Regions from separate parts of the Homo sapiens genome. Here region 2 is linked to region 1. The links are chromatin loops, found by intact Hi-C in ENCODE. Cell type or tissue: PC-9. All regions are shown on one strand. Links, peaks and the distances in the headings refer to the core of each region. The heading gives the core; the rest is flanking DNA.

Region 1 (6,569 bases), core at 676-5,675:
ACAAAAGGCTTAGGCTGGATTTTGTTCTTCAGGGTGTACCAACAAGCTTAACTGTTAAAGTACTATAAGAATTGTATTGTGTGTAATTCAGAAGGAGTTCTAAAAACTGTAGCAATTTCTATTGTAAAATATTTAATGAGGTTTGTCAAATGCAAAGATCAAGACACCATAAATAGATATCCAGATTTGGTCTTCAAATTAAATTAGATAAGAAAATTTACTCTCCCTGAATCCAAGGTATTTATGTATAGACACACACAGACACACACACACACACAATATGTATGTACATAAGGAGTGGTAATATATAATAAAACCAATTTATAAGCAGTATAAGAATTGTTTATAAAATTCAAATAAGTTTAATTCCTCAAAATAATTCACACGACTTGAATGGAATACTCTTCTCATGTTGTAGTCCTTTCACCCTTCTGGAGAATTTCTCATTTACTGATAAATTTATGAACAATAAGAAATACAGTTTTACAGTTTTATGAAAGTTTGTTTCACTGAACACAGTGTTACCCAACTTAATTACACAATTTAATTATTAATATCTGGAGTTGGGCTCTGTGAGTAAATATTTGTTGTGTTGGTACCAAGATATCAAGGTCTTTGAAGTCAATTTCAGAAATAAATTCCAGGAATAATTTGAACAATAATTACATTATTGAAATAAGAACATATTTTTGAAAAATAAATTTTCTGAAAAGCTCGCAGAAGACTGTTACATAACTGGCACAGATCCCGTCTATGTCTGAAGAAGGAAAAGAAAGGGAGAGAGAGAGAGAGACCCTCCTGCACTTTGGATTTCACACTGAGTATATACTTTTTAATTTTTAATTTTTTTTTGAGAGGGAGTCTCGCTCTGTCGCCCAAGTTGGAGTGCAGTGGCACAATCCCGGCTCACCGCAACCTCCGCCTCCTGAGTTCAAGCGATTCTCGATTCTCCTGCCTCAGCCTCCTGAGTAGCTGGGATTACAGTTGTGCACCACCACGCCCGGCTAATTTTTGTATCTTCAGTAGAGACAGGGTTTTACCATGTTGGCCAAGCTGGTCTCGAACTCTTGACCTCAAGTGATCTGCCTGCCTTGGTGTCCCAAAGTGCTGGGATTACAGGCATAGGCCACCATGCCCGGCCTGGATTTCACACTGAGTATAAATCAGTGGCCATCTATCATTAAGGGGAGGGCAGGAGAGCTGAGACCCAGTAAAGTAATGAAGCTGATTCCATTTCATTGGCTTATTAGTACTTATTTTGTTTTTATTTTATAAGTAGTTTATGAACATGTTTTTTAAATATAAAATATTCAAACACCACAGATAGATTGGAAGCTCCATTTTCCACAATTTCTAGTCCAATTCCTCAGGAAAAAAATGTTGTAATTATTTGGAGTAAGTGCCCCTATTTCACAGAGTCACATTGTCTTTCAAGAAGAACAAATAAAATAGATTATGGAAATAGCAATAATATCCTTGAATTCCTTCTACTTATACCTTGCTGCCTAAAAATTACTAACGATTTATACATTCAACGAATGTTTGTTTAATATCTATTTGCCTCCTAGATGCTGGGGATAGAGCAGTGAATATAAATAATTAAGATAACATAACAAAAAAACAAAAACTGTCCCTTTATGAAGCTTAGATTCCAGACCAGGAGGTAATTAATAAAGAAGATAAACAAAAATCCACAATATATCTGATGGTGATAGGTGATAGTGCTATGGAGAAAAGGAAGGAAGGAGAATACTGGAGGTGTTGGAACTTAGGGGCAGGGGCTGCTGCAATCTTCAATGGTGTGACATAGAAATCCTCCCTGGTAAGGTGACATTTGAGTAAAGACCTGAAGGAAGTGAAGATGAACACAATTTGCTTACCACCACCACCACCTACCATGCCTCTCACCACATCTGATTGGGCTGTATCACCATGCCCATGCATGGAGGATAATTAAGGCCCGGCCATGACAGGCTATTCCCTCAGCCCCCTAAGGAGAAAGAACCTAAGCAGCTTTTCATAGTTAATTGCTTAAATTTATTTAAAATCATATTCCATTAAGTGAATTATGGACAGTTCTCTTTCCTGTGTGGTATGCCAGAAAGAGCATGAGCTTTGGAGCAGAGAGACCTGGATTCAAATGCTGACTCTGCTAATGACTAGCTATTTACTTGATACAGAAAAGCTTCTGTTTGCTTATTTGCAAAATAAAAATATTAATATTAAAATATTGTGAGAATTGAACAGGTGCTACTAAATGAAATGTGATTAAAGTATGTTAGATGTCCCAGCGGTCTCCTAGTCCCTGATTCCATTCTATATGTTTACATTTCCCTGGCAACTTGAGGATGATATTCTCATGTCTTCTGATAGATTTCTGTCTACTAGAAAGTAAACTGCAAAATGTTAAAAATTAATTTTATTTATTTATATTTATTTTATTTTATTTTATTTTATTTATTTCTCATTGTGGTATTTTATTTTTTATTTGAGTATCTCTCAAAGTCAAGTTCCTCAGGTATTGTAGGTGCAAAATTTTGCGAAATGAATGAATATGTTTTTGTGGGTTTTTGTTCTTGTTGTTGTTGTTTTGTTTGTTTGTTTTTTGAGATGGAGTTTCACTCTTGTTGCCCAGGCTGGAGTACGATGGCACTATCTCAGCTCACTGCAACCTCTGCCTCCCAGATTCAAGCGATTCTCCTGCCTCAGCCTCCCAAGGAGCTGGGATTACAGGCATGTGCCACCATGTCCGGCTAATTTTGTATTTTTAGTAGAGATGGGGTTTCTCCATGTTGGTCAGGCTGGTCTCGAACTCCCGACCTCAGATGATCCACCCGCCTCAGCCTCCCAAAGTGTTGGGATTACAGGCGTGAGCCACGGCACCCAGACAAATGAATACATTTTATGTCTATGTGTGTGTGTGTGTGTGTTTTAAAAGTAATCCCTCCTTTTTAGAGATTCCATCTCAGATTTTGAAACTACCTATTCATTAGCACTTGGGTTTTCTTAGCTATAAAATTTCACCGAATAGTTGGTTTACCTCTTTAAGGTATATTTGATGTATTTGTGAGTTTTTTCAACTTTCTACTTTGACTTGCGAGAAATAAAGAACTCATACTCAGAATTTATTTGGCTACCTTTACAATGCTGCTAGTAAAAAAAAAAAAAACTATGTTGCTTTAAAGACTTAGGCAAGAGAGGGGGAAGAGGAGAAATGAAGGAAGGGGAGGTTAGGAAAGCAGAAAGGCGGGAAAGAGACAAAAGGGAAGGGAAGAGAGAAGAAAGGAAAAGGAAATCCCAAAGAAAGCCTTTGCCTTTTCCTAATCCCCCATAGCAAGCAATTATTATCAGCATTTTCTGCCTGGAGGCATTGGTATGTAACATAAATCACAGAATGGCTGTACTCAGCCAGGAACTGAGTGACTCAGGGAGAACTCCAAGTGGTGGGGACAAGCCAGCCCTACCTCCAGCAGGAGGGCTGCATACACAGCTGGATCCCTGAGTGTTCCTTATTACACTTCCTGGTGACTCAGACAAGCACTCACATGCTAGGGCAAGGGGTATTTCATTAGAGAGCGTTCAGGTGATTTTTCATCCTCTAAAGCTGAGATGGAGCTGAGTCAGCCAATATAAATCCAGATACCTAATTAAAAGAGCTCATTTGTATCTGCTTGGCTGCTTGTGTGTGAAGGCTCATAGATTGTCTAAGCTGAAGTTTCTATGAAAACTCCTGTGTTAGGATACACTAGCTCTACCTGCTGAAAAAGACTCAGCCCCTTGGCTCCTTTGGTGGAACTGTGCTGCACCTTTATCCAGGTGAACCATGGTGTTTGGTGTGGAAAATGTTGGCAGAAAAAGGAAGATAGCTCAGAAAAGTAGAACGAAGGTGATAATTATTTCATCTTCAGAATTTTCAGGAGCTAGATATCTTCTGCCACAACTCTTCCAACTTGATAAGCAAAATACCAAGGGGGTTCCAAAAGAAGCAGAGCTAAAGGAACACATCTTCTCCTGATTATATTTTCTTGCATTAATCTGTTCAAAAATATGAGTAGTTGAAAAGAGTTGCATAAGGCAAAAAGCTTTGATACTTTATCTCTGCAAGATGCAAAACATCCTCTAATAAAAATAATTTACCTCTCTAATCCACCAAGAAGTAAAATAAGATTCCAGGGTGAAACATAAATCATTTGTAATTTCAGCCAGCCAGGTTCTAAATGAGTTACCCTCTTATTTGGACATAGAAATTTTAATCTCTGGAGATTTATCATTTGCAACTTTGCAGCTATAATTATGTTTAAGGCACATGTCTGTTCTTAACTAGATAGGGAATGTGTCACAGCCCTTTATGTATCGAAGGCATCTGCCATGATGTCTAGCACAGCATAAGCATGGAGTCAGTGTTGATTGGAAATGATAAAAAAAAAAACGAACAAACAAAACCCTTGTACTAGTTTATGAATATTATTCATCTTTGCTTGGTTCCTTTCCTAATGGCTAAGAAGCTGAAGACCTGTATGTGTCTTAGAAACACGTGAGTCTTTATCACTCTTCTCAGTTTAACATTTATGTCCCAATGATATAAATAGGGTTTGTGCTTTTTCTATTCCTAAAGTGTTCTGAATTTGAGTATCTAAAATATGAACTTGAACACCCAAACTAAATTTTCTTAACTTTTATGCAGCATACTTCACAAAAGTAAAGACTCTGAATGTTCAAATGTGACCAACAGGCTTGGATTAAGTAAAAGCAATTACAGAAGATGACTATTTTCTGTGAGTAAATTACTATATTTCTAGTAGAAACTTTGACTTGGGGATTAACTTCAAAGAGTGTTAAAACTAAAAAGGACTTAGGAATTATCAAGCCCCATTTTTAAAAAACTTTTTAATTTTTTTTTTTTTTTCAAAATTTTATACTACAGAAACCCTTGGAAACTGACATTCAAGCTTTGTAGATAGAGCAAATATGTTAAGTGTTCCTCTGGTTTAGAAAACAGGTTGGATATCTCACATTCCATCTCATATTCCACCTCTCATATTCCACTTCTTGTGGTGTTACATGAAACATCTAGGGATCACAAGAGTCTAGTGGGAGACCCACTGCTCTTTACTTTACAAAGGAGGAAACTGAGGATTAAAATGTTACAATGACTTGCCTATACCAAAGAGCTAGCTTGTATCAGAAGTGAAGATAAAACCCAGACCTTCCCTGTTTTGCTTCCATAATAAAGCTGCCTTCACTCCTTTCTTTATTTAAAAAGTAAAATATATTCATTGTAGATAATACCACATTAAATGTATGGCATCTAACTCCCAGTAGAATTTTCTTTCCACTGTACCATGCTGCTGCACTCTAGGTTCACTAGAATAAATACCATTCACTCTGTGTGTGTGTGTGTGTGTGTGTGGGTGTGTGTGTGTGTGTGTGTGTGTAGCTACTATATAGTGCCAAACTTCAAGCTGAAGGGAATTCAAACCACAAGTCATGGTCTTTTAATTTTTTGGAGTGAATGATTCAATGGCAAAAATGTATAAAAATAAGTTAAGTAGAAAGGGGAAAGTATGCCCCCATGTAACTGGAAAACACAAGGGTGTTTAATTTCAGGCATGATTGAATCTGGAAGTTCAAATGACGTCATAAGAATTATGTTTTTCTCTCTACCTAAGTGCTTCTGCATACAATGGGAAAGATGACCCTGGAAATTCCAGACTAGATAATATATGAGATCTCAGAAGAAAAAAGAGCCAACCTCTCTCCTCTGTCTTTCCCCCTTTCCTTCTCTCTTCCTCTTTTTTCAGCCATTTCAGTTTGTTGAAAGAAATAATCTGACTGGCTCTGATTTAGTCAATGCTCACTCATTAGCCAAGTACTCTTTCTAAGGGACATAGTAATCTGATTGACTAGTTTGATGACCAATGCCATATCAAGGGAGGTCAAGTTGTATGACAAAAAGCCACACCAAGTGACTACAATTCTTTGAAGAAAAGATGCTACGCAGATAAAAGTGAAAGACAACTCTACATGAAGATAATTTCCAGATGTATGTATGGCTAAAAATGCCAAAATAGGATTTTACCTACTATAGTTCTTTTTACCTATAATCTAATACCTGGTTGATCAGTCTTGTTTCTCTCCTGTTTCATCTTTACTTTTTTGGTAAATGTGCCACTAAGCAAAGCAATATCCAAAGTGAGAGTTTTTAGGAACCAGTGGCTCCACAACAACCACAAATAGGATAGTTTGTCAAAGGATCTTGACATTCAGTGGAAAAGCTGTTAAGAAGAGGTCACAGCAGTTGCCACAGACAAGGTCAGGCTTTGGGTAAATGATATATGCAAACCTCATAAAGGATCCACCCACAATTCTTCATAGCTTAATTTTACTATACATTCCTTTGTATTGCACACCAGGCCATTTTTTTTGTGTCATTCTCTTTATGAATGCCACATCTGAGATACCACTCAGTACATACTAGCTAGTCACTAAAAATTTACTTAGTGAATCTGCAAATCAATGAATAATAACTTCTCAGATGGTATTGTATCTAGATCCCACTGTCTTGATGA
Region 2 (6,569 bases), core at 812-5,811, 73 kb after region 1:
CATCAAGAGGCTCAGAATAAGGGCTCTTGGGCGTTAAATGGTTCCTCCCAAATACCAAACCTATTATCATGATTGGCTGTTATAGCCCTCTAAACGGCAAAGTGATTAAATTGATCATTATGAAACCCTAAAGATGCGTAATTATGACAAATAAGACTCAAGTGCAGGGAGATTTCTATCTCACTGACTGGATTACATTTCAAGGAAGAATCAAAGAAGGAATGCTTTTAAAACCACAGTCAGCTGTGTGTGGAGGCTGGTTAAGAACTAGATTCTCCTGATCTTTACTCATATCTCTTTTGTATGTCATCTCAACACACTCAGTTCAGAAATCTCTGTAGCTCCTAACTCTGATTTTAAATTCCAATCCTATGCAACAATCTATCCACTTATATTATAACTCTGAATGTACACGGGTTGTTCTTTTCTGATCATTTGTTAAGTGTCAGGTGCCTCTAACATCATCTTGGGTTTATTCTGAGTTACTCTAACTCACTCTAAATCAAGTCCTCAGCCTGGATGTGCTCATTTAAGTCATTTATCATTAATAATAGCAATGGCTAAAAAAGAGGGCTAGGAAATAAGCTATTTCTACCCAGTCTAGTCTACATCTAAGAATTGAGGACAATAATTCCGGAGACTAAGTACATTACCAAAAAGACAATGGTTCCCTCCTGGAAATGCACCCACTAAAAACCCTTCTAAAACATGCCTGGATTAATGACAAAAAGATATACCAGACCAAGAAAGTCTAACACAGAGTCAAGCATTTTTTTCTTTAGCACTATAGAGGAGACAGATCATACAAATTCCATTTCCTGATAGAGTGCTTTTCAATTATTGACAGATGGGCAAAGAGAACATGGAAAGAGAAATAAAAAAAGAAGCCTTTATTGTACTTTTGGAAATGAGCAGCTAGATGTAATACTAATGTAGTGACCACTAACAAGCTTCATTGCAATATCAAGCTTTGTTATTAGTAAAAAATAAAGTACTATTTACGGAATACTAATATTTTTCTAATTACCAATATCTTCTTTTAAAAAGTCCCTTTTAAGAATGTGGTGTGAGGTACAATGCAAATTATAGTTGTGGTGGTTGATATTTCCTTGGAACAGAAAATCACCAGGAATGTGGTTAGCATTTATTTTCTCTGTTCATATGGTACACAGGACGTAAGCTATTCACTTTTCTATTTTTCCTTTTTTTCTTTTCTTCTCTTCTATGAATTGCTTTCACTTTCTTCAGTTCTATTTACCACATAACTTGAACTATACTCTCATCCTGTGAACGACTCATTTAGTGTGAAAATTGAATGCCCTTTAAGAAATGAATTGTCAGTGTTTGATATCACTATGCTCCTCTCATTTAGAAAAACGCTATGGTTTTATTGGTGAGAAGGGAATATAGCAAGAGAAAGGGAGTCAAAACATCCTCGAGAATGAAAGAGTTTTAATTGTTTTCAAGTATATGTTAAGACTGTCATAACAATATGGGAAAGAGAACAAAATAGATAATGTTGATGAAAATAAGCGATGACATCTGGACCACTTTTATTGTTATCTCAACTGAAAGAACAACGCTTAGAAAATACCAGCCACGTTGATAATTGAAAGTGTTGTTTTGCTATTAAAAATGAAGGAAATCAAAAAAGAATATAAAGAAGTAAATATGTGTTTAAATTTATAGTTCGCTAATTTTCAACATTAGTCCAGTCTAAAGAGTTCATGCTACATCCACCCACAATTATTATCAAGGCACTCTCTAAGTCGCAATGGTGTGTACCTGTAATCCCAGCTACTCAGGAGGCTGAGGCAGGAGGGTCACTTAAGCCCAGAATTTTGAGTCTAGCCTGGGCAACACAGTGAGACCTCATATTTCTCTTAAAACAAACAAACAGACAAACAAACAAAAAACACTTTATTCTACAGACATTCTATTCCCTACCCTGATATCCAACATTTAAATTTTGTTCCAGAAGCAAGCTTGAGAAACAGTGTTTCTTGTCTTGGCACTACTCTTTTAGGCATGCTTGCTTCTGTGTGCACATGAAATCAAATTAAACACTATGTAAAAAGAGTTAACTATGTGATTTTAAGTGAAATATAGTAGATCAAAATGGAAATACATCACTTATATAATGTTCTGAAGCATTGTAATGAAAATTTGCATGTGATTTTGTTATCTCAAACATTAAGAAATAAAGAAGTTACTCAATGGAGTAGTTTACCTTTGTCTGGTTTACTTGTAGTTAGAAAGCTTTTAGATGAGATGAGTCTTCTCATCTTTGCAGAGGAGATGGGATCATGAAGATATTAGCAGAATAAGAAGTCATCCAGTCAGAGAAAGATTAGAGAAACATTACATATTTAGCTTTATATAAATCACCTACATATAGTTTATAAAATTGTCCTTATGTACCTAAAACTTAGAAGGAAAGAAATCTGACCTGCTGGATGAATTTGAAGAGTTTGAAGAACTTTAGCTGTGAAATGATAGGAAGTCATTCCATGCAATTTTTAAATAGCAAATCTTATATTCAAGAATTTTCTCCTGACTGCAAAATATGCTTGCATTAAAGGTCCTATATCAGAGGTATAATTTGGATGTGTGGTCCAGAATTCAGTATATACAATAAGTCCTAATTCGTAATCATCTGGTAGCATATACATGAATTCACACATCATAAACCATTCTATACATGAAACCTTGTAAAACTACATTCTATCTGATAAATGTTTTCTAAACTTTGAAGATGTTGACCTAAACAGTGTTACTTATTTAGTAGACATTTTACTGTTCTTATATAATGTGGAGAAGTGAAGGGAAAGGGATCTAAATTAATTGGGATAATCCCAGCTGCCACTGTAGTTCCTGAAATCTCAATAACACAAGGTTAAACGAATATTGTTTAAAACAATAAAAGTGTATTCCTCCTTTACATTGCAGTCCTGTATGTATCATTCTTCTCTAACTTGCAGCTCTGCCATTGGAAAAACATGGCCTCCAAGGTCACTGTGAAGGGGGAAGAGGGAAAGAACAGGAAAGGCACTAGCTCATAACTTCCTCAACCAGAAGAAACATGTTTCACTTCCACTCACAATTCACTGGCTAGAACTCATTCTTATGGGAGAGACTAACCACAGGGGAGGCTTAGAAATGTGATCTTGTTTGTGATCAGGAAGAAGAAAATGAAATGAGGTATGGTAAATACAAAACATTTTTTTTCTGTCGCAGTCAGCGCTCTGACCTCCAGAGAGCCATATACTTCCTTTTTCACATAGCATACTGTCCCCTTCTCCCTAAGGGAGAAAACCCAGTAACTGCAGACACCTCCAGTTCCACAGTCTTACCAAAATACACAGCCTTGCTCATGAGGTTCAGATATTTTTCCTCTTAGTCCAGCAATTAAGGAAATAAAAGGATAAGCTATCTGTCTCCTCCCCTCTTCATCACATATATGCCTAATATAAAATGATAGAAGAGAAATGGAATGAGGCTCCCTGGGAAAAAGGTATAAATGGGAGAAACATTAGTCATTGGTCCAAAGCAATTCCAAAATTCCACTGGGTGTTATGAAAACTCCCTCCTCCCACCTAGTGGTGAGATATGATTGTTGCTGAGCTTCTGATTTTGTGTTCTTCCTCACTGCCCCCACCCCCCTCTTTTTTTTTCCAGTGGCTCCTGGATCTGCCATCTAGGGGTAGAGATGATCACTCACCTACTATTTCCTTAATCACATCTGAAGTGGGTATTTGGAAATATGCTTTCCTTAGGGGCTGCACAACTTTTTCAGTTCACATTCTTCTCGTGGTGGCCCAGGGTTTAAAAAGAAAGCAAATTCTTCAGCCAATTTCTCAATTAAATAAAAATTCAAAAAGCATATGTTTTTCCCAGAAATTCTGGCTTTCTTAGTCTGGGCTCATTATTTTTTTGGTGATATATGTATCCCTAAGATATACTGGTGAAATGTGTTTTAGTAGGCTTCTAATCTATTTGCTTCTAGTCAGCAACTCGTGCTAACTATGCTCAATGTTCTTTTGAACTCAGTTAACTCAAATAGCTCTCAAGCATGTTTTATTTCTTTTGCTTTCTAACCCCTACATTCCTTCTCCAGCCAACTAATTGTAGCTACCTTGAGCCCCACCCTTAATATGGTCCTTGCCCTAAGTTTCTTTTATCAACTAAGAGGTTTCATTGGCCCTTTGTCATTCTAAGTCTTTTAAAATTCCACCTGTTACCATTTGAGATCAAGAAGCAGTTGGCTTTTTTAACCCTTCAAAGCCCCAAACTTTTGGACTCTTCTTTTTTTTCTACTTGCAAACTTGGCAATTCTCTCCTTTGATCATCTCTTCCAAAAGCAGTTGTATTCGTTATATATTGTTGGGTAACAAATCGATCGAAAAGTTAGCAGCTTGAAACAACAAACATTTATTATCTCACAATTTCTGTGGGCTGGAAAGCCAGGAGCAGTTTAGCTGGGTGGCTCTGCCTCAGAGTCTCATGAGATTGCAACCAAACCGTCAGCTGTGGCTACAGTCTGCGAAGAACTGACTGGCACTGAGAGTCTACTTCCAAGTTCACCTACATGGTTGTAGATGTTGGCAAGGGTCTTCAGTTCCTCACCATGTGGGACTTCCAGTAGAAAAGCCCCAGGGCTTCTCATAATGGGGTTTCCTTGGGCATCTGTTATCCCAAAACAGTGAAAGCCAGTGAGTGAGCATAACAACAGCCAAAACCAAAGCCACAGTCTTTTGTGACCTAACCTTGAAAGTGATATGCCATATGATATTGGTCACTCATACCAACTGTAGGATAACATGGGTACGAGGTATGAGCATCAGGAGGCGAGAATCACTGGGGATTATCTTTGAGGCTGTTTTCCACAGGCAGCCAATAGTAGCAAATGCAAAGTTTTTGAACTTCTTTTCAATCTGCTTACTCGGTTAAGCATGTAGCCTAACTCACAAGTTAATAGAGGTGACAATTTTACCAAATATTTTGCTGCTTCATATCATAGATCATGTATCTAGTTCTTAACTGGCCACCAACCTTTCACTTTGCTCACTAATTAACCACTAAGCCAATATTCCATTTTGTATTTTTGTTCCAGCAACGCTTTGGTACTGATTTTTTATTAGCTAGGATATTTAATAATAGCTATCACAATAAATGTTAAATTATCCTAAATGTTTCTTATTTCCAGGCTTTCTTGCAATAAATCCTTCCTCTGTAAAGTGACCAGAATTTCCTCTGTAAAATACCTGTTTGAGCATAGTAGTCTAAATAAAAGCCTTTTGGCTCTGATACCTTCAGGACAAAGTTTATCTTATTATTGCTTCTTACAAGGCCCTTTACAATCTGACCCTAGCCTGTATTTCCAGCTTCATTTCCAGCTGTTCCCCATACATAATCTAAGCTTTGATCACAAGACTGCTCACCATCTATGGAATATAAGAAGCACTCTTACACCTCTGTGTTTCGTACATGCCAATCATTTTACCTAGGATTACATGTCCTCCCTTCAAACCTATATAGAACCCTGATGTCACCCTTTCACTCATTTTACCATTGCAATGTATGCATAACTTTACTGTAACAGTCTTTACAATGAATTATGTCTACTGCACTATAGTGTGTACCCCTCAAAGGAGCTACACTAGAAATTACTTACCATTATCATTAGGGCTTTATCAATCTTACTTTCTAACTGGATTCTTAATATTAATACTAGGTACTGCTATTTACTAATTAGTATACGGTTTAATTTTTAGTAATATGATAAACATTCATTGAATCCATAAATGATTAGATAAGTGAATTGACAAGGATCATTCATTCCTTCTTTTTATTCTCACCACATAGCTAAATCCCTCACACTTTGTACCTATAGTAGACTCTCAGTAAATGTTTAGCAACTATAAAATGGAAGAAAATCACTGATTCTTTCTTTCTCCTTGGATGCTCTTATTTTAGCATACATCTAGCCTAGACCTATATCTTGAGTTTAAGGCCCATATATCTAACTCTTTGAAGGAAATCTCTATTTATAATTCCCAAAATAAACGATTTTAATATGCAGAAAATTTGAATTGATCATGTTTCCCATTCATATCCATTTTTACTCCTGATTTTTTTTTTCTTTGTGAATAGCACCCCCATTCAGGCAAGCCAGAAGTGTGGGTGTCATCCCAGACTCTTCCTATTTATTTGCTCCCCATACCCAGCTTGATTCTAAGCTGTGACTTAAATATCTCTTGAACTGTTTTTATTTCTTGATTTTTTTTTCCAACTTGGTATTATGTCTCATTTAGAGTACTGCAGGAGCCTCTTAACTGGTCACCCTACCTCCTCTCTAACATTCCCTCAGTTTATTTCCCATAGTGCTGTCAAATTATTGTTCTATAGCACAAATTTGCAACCTCTATTTCTGTGTAAATGCCATCAATAGTTTCCCATTGTCTCTTAATGTTAACATTGCCACTTTTGTGCCAACATCAAGAATACTCTGTGGTTCTGCCCTTGCCTATCTCTGAAGACTCATCTCTTGCCTGTTCTCCTTTCTGCAG

What was found. A loop is a pair of places that touch in the nucleus more often than their neighbours do. Peaks named below come from ENCODE experiments on the same cell type or tissue, not always from the same donor. Only the 100,000 strongest peaks of a DNase experiment are listed, where the experiment ranks them.
Region 2: it touches region 1 in a loop (2.1-fold over the local background); 1 of 110 quality-filtered maps calls a loop at or near these places.

The regions. Positions count from the first base shown.
Region 1 is chr3:116,056,799-116,063,367 of GRCh38, reverse strand. The region is part of intron 2 of LSAMP (limbic system associated membrane protein); the gene reads left to right. The region is part of intron 2 of LOC124906269 (a long non-coding RNA gene); the gene reads right to left. Among named protein-coding and RNA genes, the nearest start is that of SNORD155, 150 kb to the right of the region's middle. In PC-9, for the core only: no CTCF peak of the experiment used is centred there; a DNase peak (open chromatin) is centred at 3,467; H3K27ac peaks cover 848 bases.
Region 2 is chr3:115,983,796-115,990,364 of GRCh38, reverse strand. All of the region lies in intron 3 of LSAMP (limbic system associated membrane protein), which reads left to right. All of the region lies in intron 1 of LOC124906269 (a long non-coding RNA gene), which reads right to left. LOC124909414 (a long non-coding RNA gene) reads left to right here. Exons shown (of 2, transcript XR_007096014.1): 2 at 1-2,221. Among named protein-coding and RNA genes, the nearest start is that of SNORD155, 82 kb to the right of the region's middle. RefSeq lists an enhancer at 1-57. In PC-9, for the core only: a CTCF peak has its summit at 3,578 (motif pointing left); no DNase peak of the experiment used is centred there.